Linked DNA regions of Homo sapiens: all the other regions are linked to region 1. A link is an interaction called in ENCODE POLR2A ChIA-PET data of the cell type or tissue named here. Cell type or tissue: PC-3. All regions are shown on one strand. Each heading gives the region's core, and the rest is flanking DNA. Links, peaks and the distances in the headings are about the cores only.

Region 1 (5,734 bases), core at 525-5,524:
AGCCAACCATGGAGAGACAGACTTTTAAGAACACCCCAAGGATGGAAGAGAGAACAAAACAAATAGTAAACACAACTTGAAAGAACCAGAGACTGTATAAAAAGATGCTACTAAAAATCCATCACTGGTATCCTGAGAGAGGTCAGATGGTGGTACATTCAGGTTGCAGAGGAATATGAGAAGGGAGGAAAGCAAGAAAGAAAGAAACGTGGTGAGAGAGAATTTTTTTAAAAAAAGTATTTTGGAATTAAAATATGAAAAACAGGCCAGGCACAGTGGTTCATTCCTGTAATCCCAGCACTTTGGAGGCCAAGGCAGGTGAACTGCTTGAGGCCAGGAGTTTAAGGCCAGCCTGGGCAACACAGCAAGATCCCATCTGTACAAAAAAAAAAACCATAAAAATAAGTCAGGTGTGGTGGCATGCACCCACAGTCCCAGCTACTCAGGAGGCTGAGGCAGAAAGACTGCTTGAGCCCAGGAGTTCAAGGCTATGGTGAGTTACGACTGGGCCACTGCACTCTAGCCTGTGTGACAGACACTCTGTCCAAAAAAAACTAAACAAAATACTAAGAGCTCAATAGGAAAATTAAGAGAAGTTGAAAATATCTCCCCTAGGAAGTTGGAAAAAAAAAAAAGACAAAGAAGATAAAAAAGGCTAATAATAAAATTAGACCAGTCAAGTAAGTCAAGCAACTTGAATAACAGGAGTTCTAGAAAAAGAGAATTGGGAAAACAGAGAAATAACCAAAAACAATTTCAACTTAATTCCCCAAAATGACATATGTTTCCACATTAAAAAGTTCCATAGAGACCCCAACACAATGTATAAAAGCAGACATACACCAAGGCACATCAGAACACAGAAGAAAAACAGAAGATTGGTGGGGGGAAGGGAAGGAGAACATCCAGAAAATAAAGCACAGGCCACAGTGAGGGAAAAGGAGTCACAGCAATACTGGAATCTAGACAATCATCTACCAGTGACTTCAAAACTCCTACAAGAAATAGTCCCCCATCCTAGAATTCCATTTCTTGCCCAAATACCGGTAAAGTATGAAGGTAGAAAAAAGACCTTTTTTAGAAATGCAACGTTTCCAAAAACATTACCCCTTTGTAAGTGGAAGATGTGTTCCAACAAAATAAGGCAATAAACCATGAATGAGAATGACACAGCATATGAAAACAGGAGACATAACACAGAAGACAGCTCCCGGGACGATGGTGAAGGTGGATCCCATATTCCAGGACGTCAGCTGCAAACCTGGAGCAGAGTGACCAGTCCAGACACCCCAAATGTGACCTCTTCAAAATGGCACTGAAAGAGTACCCAATGCAACTAAACACAGCAAGACACAATTTTAACAACTGACTAAGGCTAAGGCTAATTAGTTATAAATGTACAGAAGATCAACCAAAGGAAAAAACATTCCTCATTTCAGGAAAAACACAAAAGTTGTGAAGGAAAGAAAAGGTGATCAAGGTATCATACATGGTTCAGCTGTAAGTAGCTTTAATAATAAAAATAATGTGAACCTAGAATATTTAATCAAATTTGTAACCATATTTTGTAACAAAGTGGTCTAAAAAGTAAGTGTGACAGAGGGAGGAGAAAGGCAGACACAAACACACACAAAGAGACAGAGATCCTAGAAATGGCTACCTGTGAGTGGGGGCATAGCACACATACGGTAGTGAAATAGGGTTAAACCTTCCATGTTAACTCAATAGATGACAAACAACAAGAAAAAACAAACGAGATAAGCAATTTACATAAAAATATTAAAGTAAATATCAAAAGAACCAGGAGCAAGAGTTGGAAAAGGCAACCTCTCCCAAAGAAGGCTCTGCTCTTTTTCATAACAATCCTAGTAGTGCTATCTGATCATGTGCACATGTCACATTGAGAAACACAAAGACTAAAGAGAAACAAGTTTGAAAAGTCCTTTAAATAATAACCATGGCACACAGTTTACAGTTTAGCATCCACCAACCAGATTAGCCACATGATAGTTAAGTTAACAAGACAAATAAAGTCCTAGTTAGTGATATAACAAATAGAAAACATTTCATTTTTTTGTTTTGTTTTTAAAAATGCCCCTCAGACTTCTAAAACACTTCATTTTAAAAAGTCAACAAAAGAGCACGATCAGCAGGAACTATGCTTCTCTCTAGATTCTCTGGGTAACTCTCCAATTTATTTAAGCCAAAAACAAACATTTTTAGAATATATTCTGAAGTTCTGTTCTTAAAAAAAAAATGAATCATTAGCACTTCAAGATAGATATCACACATGCAATTCTGACTTTTCCTGATTTAATCAGCTTCATTTTTAAAAATGCTGATTGGCCAGGTGCAGTAGCTCACGCCTGTAATCCCAGCACTTTTGAGAGGTGGAGGCAGGAGGATTGCTTGAGCCCAGGAGTTCAAGACCAGCCTGGCCAATGTAGGGGGACCCCATCTCACAAATAAGTTTTTTCTTGTTGTTATTTTTGGTTTTTTAATTAGCTGGGCATGGTGGTGTGTGCCTATAGTCCCAGCTACTGGGGAGGCTAAAGCAGGAGGATCACTTGAGCCCGGGAGGTGGACAATACAGTAAGCTGTGATCATACCACTGCACTCCAGCCTGGGCAACAAGTTCAGACCCTGTCTCAGGAAAAAAAAAAAAAGCCAATCTTTTCCAATAAACTGAAACATAGGACCCATCTTCAATCTTGTTACAGGAACACTGCTAAACATTATACAAATGTTTGTGTTGCCTTCTCAATACAGGGAGAAGACAGACAGTCAGATGTCATAGCTGATGTTCAACAACAAAATAATGACCTGTATCACCACAAGGGAGGGACTAATATCTCATGCTAAGTACACTGCTCGGCCCCCATTCTCCACTCCAAACCACACCCAATACCAATGCCAAAACCTCAGCACCACAACACAAGACAGAGCAAACCACAAACCTGCTGCCTCCCTTGACAGGTGGATAGCTTCATTTATCTCATCAATCAAAAGTGAAAATGGAGGCATGAAACCAGGTGAAGTCCAACCTCAAGGAAATAAGTTTCTGGCATTTAGTCTTATTAGAACTAGCACATAATCTCTCACAGGGTCACACATTATTCAATAATATGAGAAATCAGCCCATCGATGACCTCCAAGATCTGACATGACTTTCATGCCAACACAAAGTCATGGAAGTCCTTCAACTCCTCCACCATTCTACAGAAATGAAGGGAATGGCCTCAGACTACAGCGCTGGCACAGGACACAGCCAAGGCAAGAATGAGACAGCAGTAACCACCAGTTAGATCTGCACTGCATTTTACAATTTTAAAAAATGCATTCATGTGCATTATCTCATGTGGAAAGAGGGCTTATAATTCCTATTTTCAGAGGAGAGAACTGAGACTCAGAGAGCATAAATAGCCGGCAAGAGGTCACAATTCATAAATGCTGGCAGCCAGGACTCCAGCCCAGGTCTGCTGATTTATTCCCAAGTCCTTTCTCAGACTAACACTGGCAGTTTCCAATCTGAAGCGTCAGGGTTGCTTGTCTTCTTTCCACAGCCCCTCCTCCCAGCCTCTTCTCAACAGCTTCATTTGTTAATACAGTACATAAAGAGAAGATCCAGGCCAGGCGTGGTGGCCCACACCTGTAATCCCAGCACTCTGGGAGGCCATGGCAGATTGCTTGAGTTCAGAGGGCCTAGACCAGCCTGGGCAATATGGCAAGACCCTGTCTCTATAAAATACAGAAAACAAAACAAAACAAAAAAACTTAGCTGGACGTGGTGGCAGGTACCAGTAGTCCCAGCTACTCAGGAGGCTGAGGCATGAGGATCACTTGAGCCTGGAAGGTTGAGGCTGCTGTGAGCCACGATTGTACCACTGCACTCCAGCTGGGGTAACAAAGTGAAACCTTGTCCCAAAAATCAATTAAATTAATTAATTAAAATAAAAAGACGAGATCCATAAAGTATTTTAATAAAAAGGGCCAGGTGTTGTGGCTCACGCCTCTAATCCCAGCACTTTGGGAGGGTGGGGCAGGAGGATCATTTGAGCCCAGGAGTTAGAGACCAGCCTGGACAACACAGTGAGATCCTGTCTCCACAAAAAATTTTAAAAATTAGGGCTGGGTTCGGTAGCTCACACCTGTAATCCTAGCACTTTGGGAGGCTGAGGTGGTCAGATCACTTGAGGTCAGGAGTTTGAGACCAGCCTGGCCAACATGGTGAAACCCCATCTATACTAAAAATACAAAAATTAGCCAGGTGTGGTAGTGCGCACCTGTGGTCCGAGCCACTTGGGAAGCTGAGGTGGGATGATCGCTTCAGCCCAGGAGGTCAAGGCTGCAGTAAGCAGTGGCGTGCCACTGCACTCCAGTCTGGGTGACAGAGTGAGACCCTGTCTCAAAAAAAAAAAAAGAAAAGAAGAAAAAAAGTGTTGGCTGTTAAAACCAAGTCTGAAAAGCCACACCATGAAAAATTCTATTACATGTTCTAATCACATCATGATTTAAAGTGGTGGTTCTCCAAGTGGGAGTCCAGGCCAGCATCACCTGATAATACACTGGAAATTCCAATCCCAAGCGGGATACACCACCAAAAAAAAAGTCTCTGGAGGAAGGACCAACCACCTATTTATACATTTAAACTAGCCCTCCAGGTGTTTCTGATGCACACTGAGGTTTGAGAACCAGTGATTCAGAATGAGGGGCGAGAAGAGATCAGAGAGGAAGCTGAAACACCTTGTGCCTCTTCTATACACTACGTTTTAGCCCAACAACTCGTGGGTTTAGTGCTTCTATCCAAACTTCGGAAATCAAACAGATGTTAGCTATTACATCTTTAAAATGGTTACCATGAACACACACACACATATTTGTCTCCTATAAGCATACAGATAATCTCAGTGTTCACTGTCAGAGTCCTTTCTCAGTGTTATTTCAACTCCAGGCTCTGTGCAGGGGATTGCTAACGCCACATCTTTAGACCAGAACCCTCCCAGCACTCCCACTTCAAACATCCACCTCTCACTGCACCTCACCCTGGGAGCAGTCTGAATCCTCCAAGGAGCTTGTTTTAAAAGCCTGCCAGGAAATTTTTATGCAACAAACAAAAGAATACCCATTTGGGAATTACTTATGACTGGACAATGTTTTTATGGAGTCCTATTTTACTTCAAATAGATAAAGCTTATATTCCTTATCTTCCCTCTAACACCAACTTCCTGCCTTCTTCATTCCTACTGATAGCAGCATCCTCCTGATTGAACCTAATCAAAACATAGCCTCACTTCTTCTTTACAGGAAATACAGGGGATAGAGAACCAAGGTAAACAATACCATAAGGAAACAATCAGACAAATCCAGAATATGAGTTTTTCTTTGTTTTTTGTCTTGTCTTTACAACGCAATTGCACTGATCTTTAAAGGAAAAAAAAAAAAAAGTCCACTTCGTCTGATATCTAAGTGCAATGTATGATCCTGGAGTGGATACTGCATCTGGAAAGAAAAAGTACTATGAAAAAGGAAAGGACAACTGAAGAAATTTGTCAAATTAAGTTAGGTAATGGAATGATACATTGGTAAGTTTTCTGAATGTGATCATTGTACTAGTTATACAACGAACAGTCATTTTTTGAGGAAATGTATGCTTAAGTAATAAGGGTGAGAAGTGTTATAATATCTGTACTTTAGTCTCAAATGGTTCAGGACAAAAAAATGCATACTATTACTA
Region 2 (5,734 bases), core at 361-5,360, 160 kb after region 1:
GTGGACAAACTGAGGCCTTGAAAATGAATCTCTGGGTAAATGTGGAATAATTTCTAGCTATGGCCCTTCCTCAACAGAGTGTAGTAAAATTGTGCAATGTAAGAGGTTCTTAACCTCATTGTGCATGAACATTATTCACAATATATTAGTAGTAAATATATTTAATGCTGGCTAGTCATGGTGACTCACACCTGTAATCCCAGCATTTTGGGAGGCCAAGGTGGGAGGATCACTTGAGGCCAGGAGTTCAAGGCTGCAGTGAGCTATGATTGCATCACTGCACTCCAAACTGGGTGAGAGACCAAGGCCCTATCTCCAAAAACAACAACAAAACACATTTAATGGTTACTATGAGACAAGCATTGTGCAAAGTGTTTTATATGCAAGAACTCATTTAACTCTCATACCAATCATGACATATGACATGGGTTCTACGATTAACCCCACTTACAGATGGGCAAACTGAGGCACCGGCACAGGATTTGACCCCAGTCAGATCTCGAGCCCCCGCTCATAACTTTATGCCAAAAACAAAACAAAACAAAAACAAAAAAAGAACGTGTTTTTGAGAACTATATTTAAAATGTCTTCATATTGCCTCCTACAGCATTCTTTTCTAAAAGGAACATTCCAAATAGTGTGTGGTCTTCAGACCTAGAATCTCTGCAGCCCAAATTCTGGCTGACTCCTCACAGAAACACATGAGCAGCCATGAGTATGGGCAAAAATTCTGCACTGGCCGGGCGCGGTGGCTCACACCTACAATCCCAGCACTTTGGGAGGCTGAGACGGGTGGATCACCTGAGGTTTGTTTGAGACCAGCCTGGCCAACATGGTGAAACCCCATCTCTACTAAAAACACAAAAAATTAGCCGGGTGTGGTGGCGTGCACCTGTAATCCCAGCTACTCAGGACGCTGAGGCAGGAGAATCGCTTGAACCTGGGAGGCAGAGGTTGCAGTGAGCCGAGATTGCACCACTGCACTCCAGCCTGGGTGACAGAAAAAAAATTGTGCCCAGACCTCAGTGGTCTCCTCCTGTAACTGAGGCAATGCAACCCGCTTTGTGGACAGGGTAGGGTGGGAGAGGTGAAGGCACCAGCACTCCTGGGTTTGTCTGAGGGCCACTCTGGATGACCACCGCAGATGCAGGTCTCTGGATAACCTGTTTCATGGCAGTGGGGCTGTCGGACAGAGTGCCCACTCTCCAAATCTTACCAAATTATCCCCCGCATCTGCATGTTTCTCTTTTTATATTCAGTTCCTTTGAGAAAAATGTCCTTTAAAAAAAAAAAAACTGAGATGGGGTCTTGTTGCAATGCCCAGGCTGATCTCAAACTCCCGGGCTCAAGTGATCCTCTCGCCTTAGCCTCCCAAAGTGCTGGGATTACTATCCTGAGCCACTGCAGCCAGCCAACAGAAAAACTTTCTACCTGCTTCTTCAATTCATACTCAATGGCCTTCACAAAAGAGTAAGAAAAATAAAGAAAAAAGTTAAAGGGTCTCCCTGCCAAGGATGAAGACAGAGCTCCAGGGACTTCTGCAGAGGGAGAGGGGCTGACGATTCTAATGGTCATAGGAGCCAAAATAACAACAGTATCAACAGCTATATCTTCCGGACTATCTTTTTTTTTCTATTTCCCAAAAGTATAACTGCAATACTTTATCTTAAATGATATTTATTTATCATCATCTATATAGTTTTTGGAGGCTGGGCACCATGGTTCACGCCTGTAATCCCAGCACTTTGAGAGGCTGAGGTGGGCGGATCACTTGAGCCCAGGACATTGAGACCAGCCTGGGAAACACAGCGAGACCCTATCTCTACAAAAAAATACAATAATTAGCTGGGCCTGGTGGCGCACACCTGTGGTCCCAGCTACTCAGAAAACTGAGCTGGGAGGATCCCTTGAGCCCAGGAGGTCAAAGCTGCAGTGAGCTGAGATTGTGCCATTGCACTCCAGCCTGGGAGACAGAGCAAGTCGTTGTCTCAAAAAATAATAAATAAATACATAAAAATTAAAAGACAGTTTTTAGGGGTCCCCCAAACCCAATTTTCCCGTTGGATAAAACCCAAATAGGATATAAATGCATGGAAGAGTTCAGAAGCAGACCCTTATATTTTCAAAACAAAAAGTACCACCCTTGACTTGGTTTGGAGAACAAATATGAACCTTGGAGCCCTCTCTGAAGCTGGCTCCCTTCTCACGGGCGTGGCAGGCCTTGCCTTCTGCACTTACATGTCCCAAGAGGCATCAGCCTGCCCGCTGAAATCCGAAGCCACATAATGTCAACACAGTACTCCTGTGTAAATATCTGGTCCAGGGAAAATGCCTTGAACGCTTGTACAACCAATTTTCTGGCAGGCAGTGAGATGAAAAGGAGAATTAATGCATGCATTAAAATAATTTCTTTTGAAAACCCAAACAATTGCTGTGCATCCTTCATCACAACACACACTAAATGGCCTTTTCCTACCGCCCTCTCTCTCTCCAGGCATCTTGCCCACCCCCAGCTCTCCTAATAAAGAGCACACTAAGTCTTTAGCTCTGCTGGCAAGGAGAATTAAATTGCTATTTGCCACCTGGTGTTGTCTTACTTAACGTACTTCCAAATTGCACTTAAACTTCCCTTTGGAACTCAGAGTTTAAATGCTAGAACGAAGGAAACAAAGCAAGAGAGAAAAACAGAAAAGAAAAGTGAAAAAATTTACATAATTTGCAAACACTGTCTTTAACAGTGTTAAAAAAGTAGTCTTTTTTCTTCTCTTTGCCTTCATCTTCTGTTCGTCATCTCATTTGTTTCCTCTTGTTCATCTTTATTTTTATCCTTCAGAATTTAATCAAAGAAGAAACACGTTTCTTCCCATTACAAAACCATACTCGAGTTCAAAATGGGGTACTCTGAGTGTTTTAAATAGATTTTTTTTTTTTTTTTTGAGACCGAGTCTTGCTCTGTCACCCAGGCCGGAGTGCAGTGGTACAATCTCAGCCCACTGCAACCTCTACTTCCTGGGTTCAAGAGATTCTCCTGTCTCAGTCTCCTGAGTAGCTGGGATTACAGGCATACACCACTATGCCCCACTAATTTTTGTATTTTTAGTAGAGAGGGGATTTCATCATGTTGGCCAGGCTTGTCACAAACTTCTGACCACAAGCGATCTGCCTGCCTCGGCCTCCCAAAGTGCTGGGATTACAGGCATGAGCCACCACGCCTGGCCATTTTTAGTAGAATTTTATCCCAGAAGCTCTGTGATCCTGTCCATTGTAACCCTGTTTTTAAGTTTTCAGGGTCCCTTTCTTTTCTCCATTTAATTTCTTCTTCTCCTCCTCCTTTTTCTTCTTTTTTCCCCCCCACCCCCAGAGTCTTGCTCTGTTGCCCAGGCTGCCATTCAGTGGCATGATCATGGCTCACTGTAGCCTCAACCTCCCAGGCTCAAGAGATCCTCCCACTTCAGCCTCCCGAGAAGCTGGGACTACAGGTGCAAGCCGCCATGCCCGGCTAATTTTTTATTTTTTGTTGAGATAGGGTTTTGCCAGGTTACCCAGGCTGGTCTCAAACTTCTGGGCTCAAGCAAACTGTCTGCCTTGGCCTTCCAAGGTGCCGGAATTACAGCTGTGAGCCACCACACCCAGCCCATTTAATTTATTTGTTCAGCAAACACTTTGTTGAGAATTGATTCTTGTCTAGCACCATGACCTTTTCTTTTCCCACTGTTTTCTTTCTGTTTAGCTCAATTATCAACTACCAAGGCAGCAGAATCATAAAATTCAAGAGCTCCCTCAACTGCACAAAAGTCCACTCTTTTCAACTGTAAGACATTCTTCCCTCTGCAGTTTTTTGTAATATGAAGAATTTTAATTAGCAAAAAGTTTTATAAGACGTTATCAAATAACAAATACTTAATTTCTTTTCTTTTTTTTTTTTTGAGACGGAGTCTTGCCACCATACCTGGCCTATTTACAGGCATCCTGTTTAAGAGATGTTTCAGGCCGGGCGCGGCGGCTCACACCTGTAATCCCAGCACTTTGGGAGGCCGAGGCGGGCGGATCACAAGGTCAGGAGATCAAGACCATCCTGGCTAACGCGGTGAAACCCCGTCTCTAATAAAAATACAAAAAATTAGCCAGGCGTGGTTGCAGGCGCCTGTAGTCTCAGCTACTCTGGAGGCTGAGGCAGGAGAATGGCGTGAACCCAGGAGGTGGAGCTTGCAGTGAGCCGAGATTGCACCACTGCACTCCAGCCTGGGGGACAGAACACAAGACTCCGTCTCAAAAATAAAAAATAGAAGAGAGACGTTTCAGGCCAGGTGAGGTGGCTCATGCCTACAATCCCTGCCTTTGGGAGGCTAAGGCAGGAGGATCACTTGAGCCCAGGATTTTGAGACCAGCCTGCGCAACATGGCAAAACCCTGTCTCTTCAAAAAAATACAAAAATTAGCCAGGCATGAGTGCATGCCTATGGTCCCAGCTACTTGGGAGGCTGAGGTAGGAGGATCACTTGAGCCCAGGGGGTTGAGGTTGCAGTGAGCCAAGATTGCCTCATTTCGCTCAAGCCTGGGTGCAGAGGGAGACTCTATCTCCAAAAAAAAAAAAAAAAAAAACACGTTTCAGATGTTTATAATTCAGGTTATCGTATTCAGCTTAGAGGGAGAAGGCTTAATGTTAGTTGGGTACTAAGTGCAGACAGAGGAAGTGTCATTTCCGTTGTCCTCCCAACAGAGCAGATCCGTGTCCCTCTAAATAAAATGGTTGAGAGAGAAGAGTCTTGAGTTTTGCTGCAACAAAAAACTAGGGAAAAAAAAACAAATTCAATTTGAGGCTCTAAGCAAGGAGCAGCAAAATGTTGAAAAGGTAATTAACATCTGTATTCCAAAGAGCAGCAGAGAGCAGGTTAGAACAGATGGTTTCAGAAGTCATAAAAATAACCTAGGACAGTCTGTAGGTGGAAGAAAGAGCTTACTCCACGTGAGTGACAAGGTACTGTAGTAAATAGTTCTTTAGCGTTTTCTGTTGTCTTAACACTTGCTTTAACTGGGTAGTTTGGGCATTAATAAGGAGATGGCTCGCGTATTGTTATTGTGATGAATAACTTCTTCGAAAAAAAGTACTTGTAAATGTAATGAGTGGTGTATCCTTGCCTATCTGTTCACAGCATCTGGAAGTAAATCTAATCCCGGTCAGAAACTATCAATAAAACAGTGGCAGTTAGCTGCCAACAAGCCATAGAGTCAAAATCTAGCCCTACGTGAAGTGCTGCAGAGTGAAAAATCTCACACACGAAAAAAGTGGTGCTTGGTAAAAGTTAAGAGAACAAAATATAGCAGGAAAAGACCCATGAGTTAAAGCCATAGTTATAGAAAATCTAGTAGAAGCACTTGCTTTCCAAAGGCTGAACTCCAGACAGCAAATAATTCACTGATTTTGGAAACTTTCCAAATAACAAAATGTTCTGTTTCAGAAGTGTCTTGAGCTTTTAGGAGATCAGAATAGAGAAAGGGTACAGTGCCCATTCAGGTCTCGCTTTGTGTTTATGCTGAATAAAAGTTCTCCACGGGAGAATACTGAGTCTCCAATAAGATAGGATGACATTAAGAGAAAACAATTTTTTTATTTTTATTTTTTGAGATGGAGTCTCGTGCTTTTGCCCAGGCTGGAGTGCAATGGCATGATCTCGGCTCACTGCAAGCTCCACCTCCTGGGTTCAAGCAATTCTCCTGCTTCAGCCTCCAGAGTA
Region 3 (5,734 bases), core at 361-5,360, 250 kb after region 1:
GTGAGTGACAATCTGAGATTCTGTCTCAAAAAAATAAAGATAAAATAAGTAAAATAATTATCAACCTATTATGGATGCAGGTACCCCACCTCCCATGGGAGCAGACCCTTGCATGTCTGAACTAACCGAGTTCCGAGAATTATACAGAGAGGCGGCACACTGGGTTGGTGGGGAGCATGAGCTTCGGAATAAAGCAGAGCTGAACTTCAGTCCCATCCTTGCTGCTCACCAGCTCTGTTACTTGCTGGACCTCCCAGTTCCTTGTCTGCAAAATAGCAAACCTGATCACTAAGGTAAGGAAGCATCTGCCAACCCACAGTAGGTACATTAACATCAGATTATTGCCTCATAATGTCGTTTGGAGGACTGAATTGATATTTGCTCAAACATCTTGTAAACTGTAAAGTGCTATAGGAACTTTTTAGTAGCAACTTATTTAGGCTGCTGGGAGGCCCTTGAGGTGGAAGAACCTAGAAAAGGTAAATTGCTCTCTTCAGTCCCCAAGTGCCTGGTTCACTGCCAAGAAACCACTCCCGAACTCAGGCTGCTCACCTGGGCTGCTGGCAGGAGGAAGCAGCCCCAGAACGGAGCCAAGCCAGAGCCGGAGAAACAGGTTCCTGCCTTCTCCGCTGACAGCCTGAGGCTCATGCTCTAATCTGCAAAAATGGCAGAAGTCGCTGTAGTGTTGTAGAACTGAACTGGGGTTGGCTCCCTGGTGTGGTAAGACCAGATATTTATATTGACCTGGATAGTGGGAGAAAGCAAAGTGTTTATTTGTAGGGAGCCAAGTGAGGAGGAAAGGGAGTCCCCACCTTTCTGATGGCTTGTAGATAAGGATTTTTTTTCCTTTTTTTTTTTTTTTTTGTTTTGAGACAGGGTCTCAACGCTGTTGCCCAGGCTGGAGTGCAGTAGCATGATCTCGGCTCACTGCAACCTCCACCTCCCAGGTTCAAGTGATTCTTGTGCCTCAGCCTCCCAAGTAGCTGGGATTACAGGAGCTCGCCACCACGCCCAGCTAATTTTTGTATTTTTAGTAGAGACGGGGTGTCACCATGTTGGCCAGGCTGGTCTCGAACTTCGGGGCTCAAGTGATCCACCCGCCTCAGCCTCCTAAAGTGCTGGGGCTCCAGGTGTCCACTGCCGCTCTGGCCTAAAGTGGCTTTTAAGAAAAGTTGCCACCTAGAGTATGGCATGCTCCATACCTTGGCATTTTGCTCTTTGCTCGCCTGGTTCCACTGGAAGCTCAGCAAGCTCACAGGTTCTCTCCCACACCCTGACTCAGGTCCCACGTCCATTTCCTCAGGCTCCAGAGAAAGTCCTCACCCCTGGGCCTCCCCAGGACCCCGGGGACACTGTACAGGGAAGACACATTGGAGACAACAGCCATGGTAGTCACAGGGCCCTCAACAGTGACATCAATTATATAAGGTTTGATGGCCTCACTTTCTCACTATAAAGCAAAGAATGCTGCCCATCTGGCAGCCAGGGAAAGTTCTGGAGTTGGGGACCCGGCCATCCTGTGGTGCTGCCTCAGGCTTTGACTTGGAGACTCACTGGGGCTCGGGAGATAGCCAGCCTGGAGCTGCCTCCTCTTCCTTTGCTTTGACAGTGACCGGATGCCCCCATCACCCAGTTGGCCTCACCCATACTGGGCCACTGCAGCCCAAGCCTGTGTCACCAGCCTCCTTCCAGACTCCCCCTCCACCAGTCGGTGACAAATTGAAGTGTCCCAGAGGAGCCAGTATTTGCTCCAAAGGAAGGCTGTGTGGTTGTTTCCTACCTCTAGTGCAACATCCAGGCTAGAAGAAGTATCTTTTGTGTTGATTCACACATGTCCTCACTAACCTACTTATCAGAAAGTGCTCTCAAAGCCACAGAGCATTACCCAAATATAAAGTGGTATTTTGATTGCTGTGGCCAAACTGCTGGCATCCAAATGAGTTTTTCCGCAGGATTTCACAATCTTTCTCCTCCAAAAGCATGTGATTTTAGAGAGCACAAGGTGTGTACTTATTTTAAAATGCAGGAAATTAAAACGATTTTATTTTTGGAATTTCACAATAGCTCTTGGAATAATTCAAGACGCCTGGGGGTGTCCTAAAATCAAGGCTGGGAATCATTGATTTAACCACTTCAAAATTAGCATAAATAGGGCTGGGTACGCAGGGGGACTTGAAAATCTAGTTCGAATTTTTTTTCAGCACTCTATGTCTATAAACTAGCCTGGGCAAGGAAAGGTGGGGTAAGGAAAAAGAGAAGAGGACTCAAGATTTGATAAACATAATTCTCTTCTCTGGTCAGGGTCTCTGGGAACATTGTTTTTTCCAATTAGTCATCAGGTTTTTTAAAAATTTAGTTTAGGCCAGGTACAGTGGCTCATGTCTGTAATCCCAGCACTTTGGGAGGCCGAGGTGGACGGATCACCTGAGGTCAGGAGTTCAAAACCAGCCTGCCCAACATAGTGAAACCCCGTCTCTACTAAAAATACAAAAATCTGCCAGGCGTGGTGGTGCGTGCCTGTAGTCCCAGCTACTCGGAGGCTGAGGCACGAGAATCACTTGAATCCGGGAGGCGGAGGTTGCAGTGAGCTGAGATCACACCACTGCACTCCAGCCTGGGCAACAGAGCGAGACTCTGTCTTAAAAAATAAAAGCAAAAACAAAAAATTTAGTTCAGGCCAGGTAGGGTGGCTCACACCTGTAATTCCAGCGCTTTGGGAGGCCGAGGCGGGTGGATCACTTGAGGCCAGGAGTTCAAGACCAGCCAGGCCAACATGGTGAAACCCTGTCTCTACTAAAAATATCAACAATTAGCTCGGTGTGGTGGCGCACGCCTGTAATCCCAGCTACTCTGGAGGCTGAGGCATGAAATCACCTGAACCTGGGAGGCAGAGGTTGCAGTGAGCCGAGATCATGCCACTGCACTCCAGCCTGGGTAACAGAGCAAGACTATGTCTCAAAATAAATAAATAAATAATTCAATTTATTTTTATAGAGTTGGGGTCTTACTATATTGCCCAGGCAGGTCCTGAACTCATGGCCTCAAGCAATCCTGCTGCCTTGGCCTCCTAAGGTGCTAGGGTTACAGAGGTGAGCCACCGCTCCCAGCCCATCATCAGCTTGAGGAGGAGCTTCTGTTTTCTCCTTTCCCTCTTAGCCACTAGAGGTACCCATGGGTGCAGTCCTTCTTTATCTTGTCTAACCCTCAAAGCTGTGCTTGTCCAGCTCGCCAGGATGAACCCTGCTGCCATAACCCAGCCACCGTGAGTCATCAACCTGATGAAGTGCACAGAACCCAGAGGAAGAGGAGAGACCCACTTACACCCAGGGAAAGGAGAGATGCCTGCTTATACCCAGGTCTCCTGTTAATGAGCTTCCTTTTAGCTCTCTTTCTTTTTTTCTTTTTTTCATTTTTTTAGACTGACTCTCGCTCTGTTGCCCAGACTGGAGGGCAGTGGCACGATCTCGGCTCACCGCAACCTCTGTCTCCTGGGTTCAAGCGATTCTCCTGCCTCAGCCTCCTGAGTAGCTGGGACCCAGGCACACACCACCATGCCCAGCTAATTTTTGTATTTTTAGTAGAGACGGGGTTATACTGTGTTGGCCAGGCTGGTCTCGAACTCCTGACATCATGATCTCCCTGCCTCGGCCTCCCAAAGTGCTGGGATTACAAGCGTGAGCCACTGCATCCCACCTTTCTTTTTTATTCTTGTCTTGATATTACTTCTTCAAGGATTCTACACCGCATAGTCTCAGGACACACTTTCAAGGGTCAGGAGTGGTCTCTAGATTCTCCCTCTCCTCAGTCCTGTCCGATTTCCCAAGGCAGGCCCAGCCAGGCACTCCCAGAGGCAGCCTCATGTGGGCTGAGGGCTCAGGCCTTCCCAGCCTCACTCCCTGGATGGTGGTGGAAGTGGCCAGCTGCTGATGCCTCTCAGGAGCCCTTTCTGGCTGTGCATGCAGTGAGTCCAGGCGTGACTGACAGCCTCTGAGCTCCGGTTGCCCGCCTGGCACCTGGGTCCCTGACCACACCAGGATACAGTGCTCATTCTGCACTGGAGTCCGAGGCAGCTGGGGAAAAGGGGCACAGTGGCTGGACACAGCAGCATGCACCTGTAGTCCCAGCTACTCGAGAGGCTGAAGGAGGAGGATCATGAGTTTGAACCCAGCCTGGACAGTATGGCAACACCCCATTTCCAAAAGAGGCATCTTCCCCTGCCTCTCCTCTTAGCCATTTTCTTTTTCTTTCTTTTATTTTTATTTATTTATTTTTGGAGACAGGGTCTTGCGGTCACCCTGGCTGTAGTGCAGTGGCTCAATCATAGTTCACTGCAGCCTCAACCTCCTGAGCTCAAGGGATCCCCTGAGCCTTCCCGAGTAGCTAGGACTACAGGCATGCACCACCATGCCCAGCTAATTTAAAAAAAAAAATCTTTGTAGAGAGGGAGTCTCGCTATATTGCCCAGACTGGTCTCAAACTCCTGGGTTCAAGCGATCCTCCTGCCTCAGCCTCCCAAAGTGCTGGGATTATAGGCTGAGATGCCACACTCAGCCCAATCTCTTTCTTTCTTCAGAAAGTGATTTTTATAATTTGCAGCAATGTTTTCACTATGGAAGCTCTTTTCCCTAACCATCCATTTCCAAAAGTGAATTTCAACAGAAAAAAACACAACGTACATCAGTCACCAATGTGCCCAGGGTCTAATTTGTGAATAAAAGAGTAACTGGACTGGGGTCAGGCCCTGTGTGCATTTGGGATGTGGTGGGGGCTGCTCTCTCTGCTGAGTGCCAGAGTGAGGGTAGTTAGCAAGTCAACGAGGAGAAAAGGAACTCATGCCTTTCCACTCTGGGACAGTGAAAGTGAATGTGGACTTGACACTGTATGGTGTCCCCATTGATCAGTGATCTTTATTTTTTTATTTTTATTTATTTATTTATTTATTTTTGAGATGGAGTTTACTCTTGTCTCCCAGGCTCGACTGCAATAGCATGATCTTGGCTCACTGCAACCTCGGCCTCCCAGGTTCAAGCAATTCTCTTGCCTCAGCCTCCTCAGTAGCTAGGATTCAGGCACATGTCACCACACCTGGCTAATTTTTGTATTTTTAGTAGAGACGGGGTTTCACCATGTTGGACCAGGCTGGTCTTGAACTCCTGACCTCAGGTGATCCGCCCACCTCGGCCTCCCAAAGTGCTGGGATTACAAGCGTGAGCTACTGCACCCGGCCGATCAGTGATCTTTATACCATTAAAACAAACAAACAAACAAAAAACTGTGAACCTCTAAAGTTAATTAAATATAAAGTTGTTCTGGAAAGTTCTCCCTTGCCCTGCAGATTCCATTAAAAGCATTCCTGGCTGAGCACAGTGGCTCACACCTGTAATCCTAGCACTTTGGGAGGTCAAGGTAGGCGGATCACTTGAGGTCAGGCATTCAAGACCAGCCTGGCCAACATGGTGAAACCCCGTCTCTGCTAAAAAGACAAAAATTAGCCAGGTGTGGTGGCGCGTGCCTGTAATCCCAGCTACTCCATAGGGTGAGGCAGGAGAATTGCTTGAACCTGGGACATAGAGGTTGCAGTGAGCTGAGATCGCGCGACTGCACTCCAGCCTGGGTGACAGAGCGAGAGTCCATCTCAAAAAAAAAAAAAATCCTTGCAGTTCCTCCTGGGCTTCCACTTTGTGTTCCGTGATCTGCCATCCAGCTGACATGGAAGCCAGACATGCCCAAGGGA

The links. Peaks named below come from ENCODE experiments on the same cell type or tissue, not always from the same donor. Only the 100,000 strongest peaks of a DNase experiment are listed, where the experiment ranks them.
Region 2: POLR2A ChIA-PET joins it to region 1 with 5 read pairs; 3 of 35 experiments call an interaction of 5 or more read pairs at or near these places.
Region 3: POLR2A ChIA-PET joins it to region 1 with 6 read pairs; 4 of 35 experiments call an interaction of 5 or more read pairs at or near these places.

The regions. Positions count from the first base shown.
Region 1 is chr10:34,702,838-34,708,571 of GRCh38, forward strand. The region is part of intron 1 of PARD3 (par-3 family cell polarity regulator); the gene reads right to left. Among named protein-coding and RNA genes, the nearest start is that of PARD3, 110 kb to the right of the region's middle. In PC-3, for the core only: no CTCF peak of the experiment used is centred there; a DNase peak (open chromatin) is centred at 2,894.
Region 2 is chr10:34,859,430-34,865,163 of GRCh38, forward strand. No RefSeq gene overlaps it. Among named protein-coding and RNA genes, the nearest start is that of PARD3-DT, 47 kb to the left of the region's middle. In PC-3, for the core only: a CTCF peak has its summit at 2,661; a DNase peak (open chromatin) is centred at 2,272; H3K27ac peaks cover 323 bases.
Region 3 is chr10:34,953,754-34,959,487 of GRCh38, forward strand. No RefSeq gene overlaps it. Among named protein-coding and RNA genes, the nearest start is that of LINC02635, 16 kb to the right of the region's middle. RefSeq lists enhancers at 5,147-5,647, 5,648-5,734. In PC-3, for the core only: a CTCF peak has its summit at 3,172 (motif pointing right); DNase peaks (open chromatin) are centred at 578 and 3,208; H3K4me3 peaks cover 277 bases; H3K27ac peaks cover 124 bases.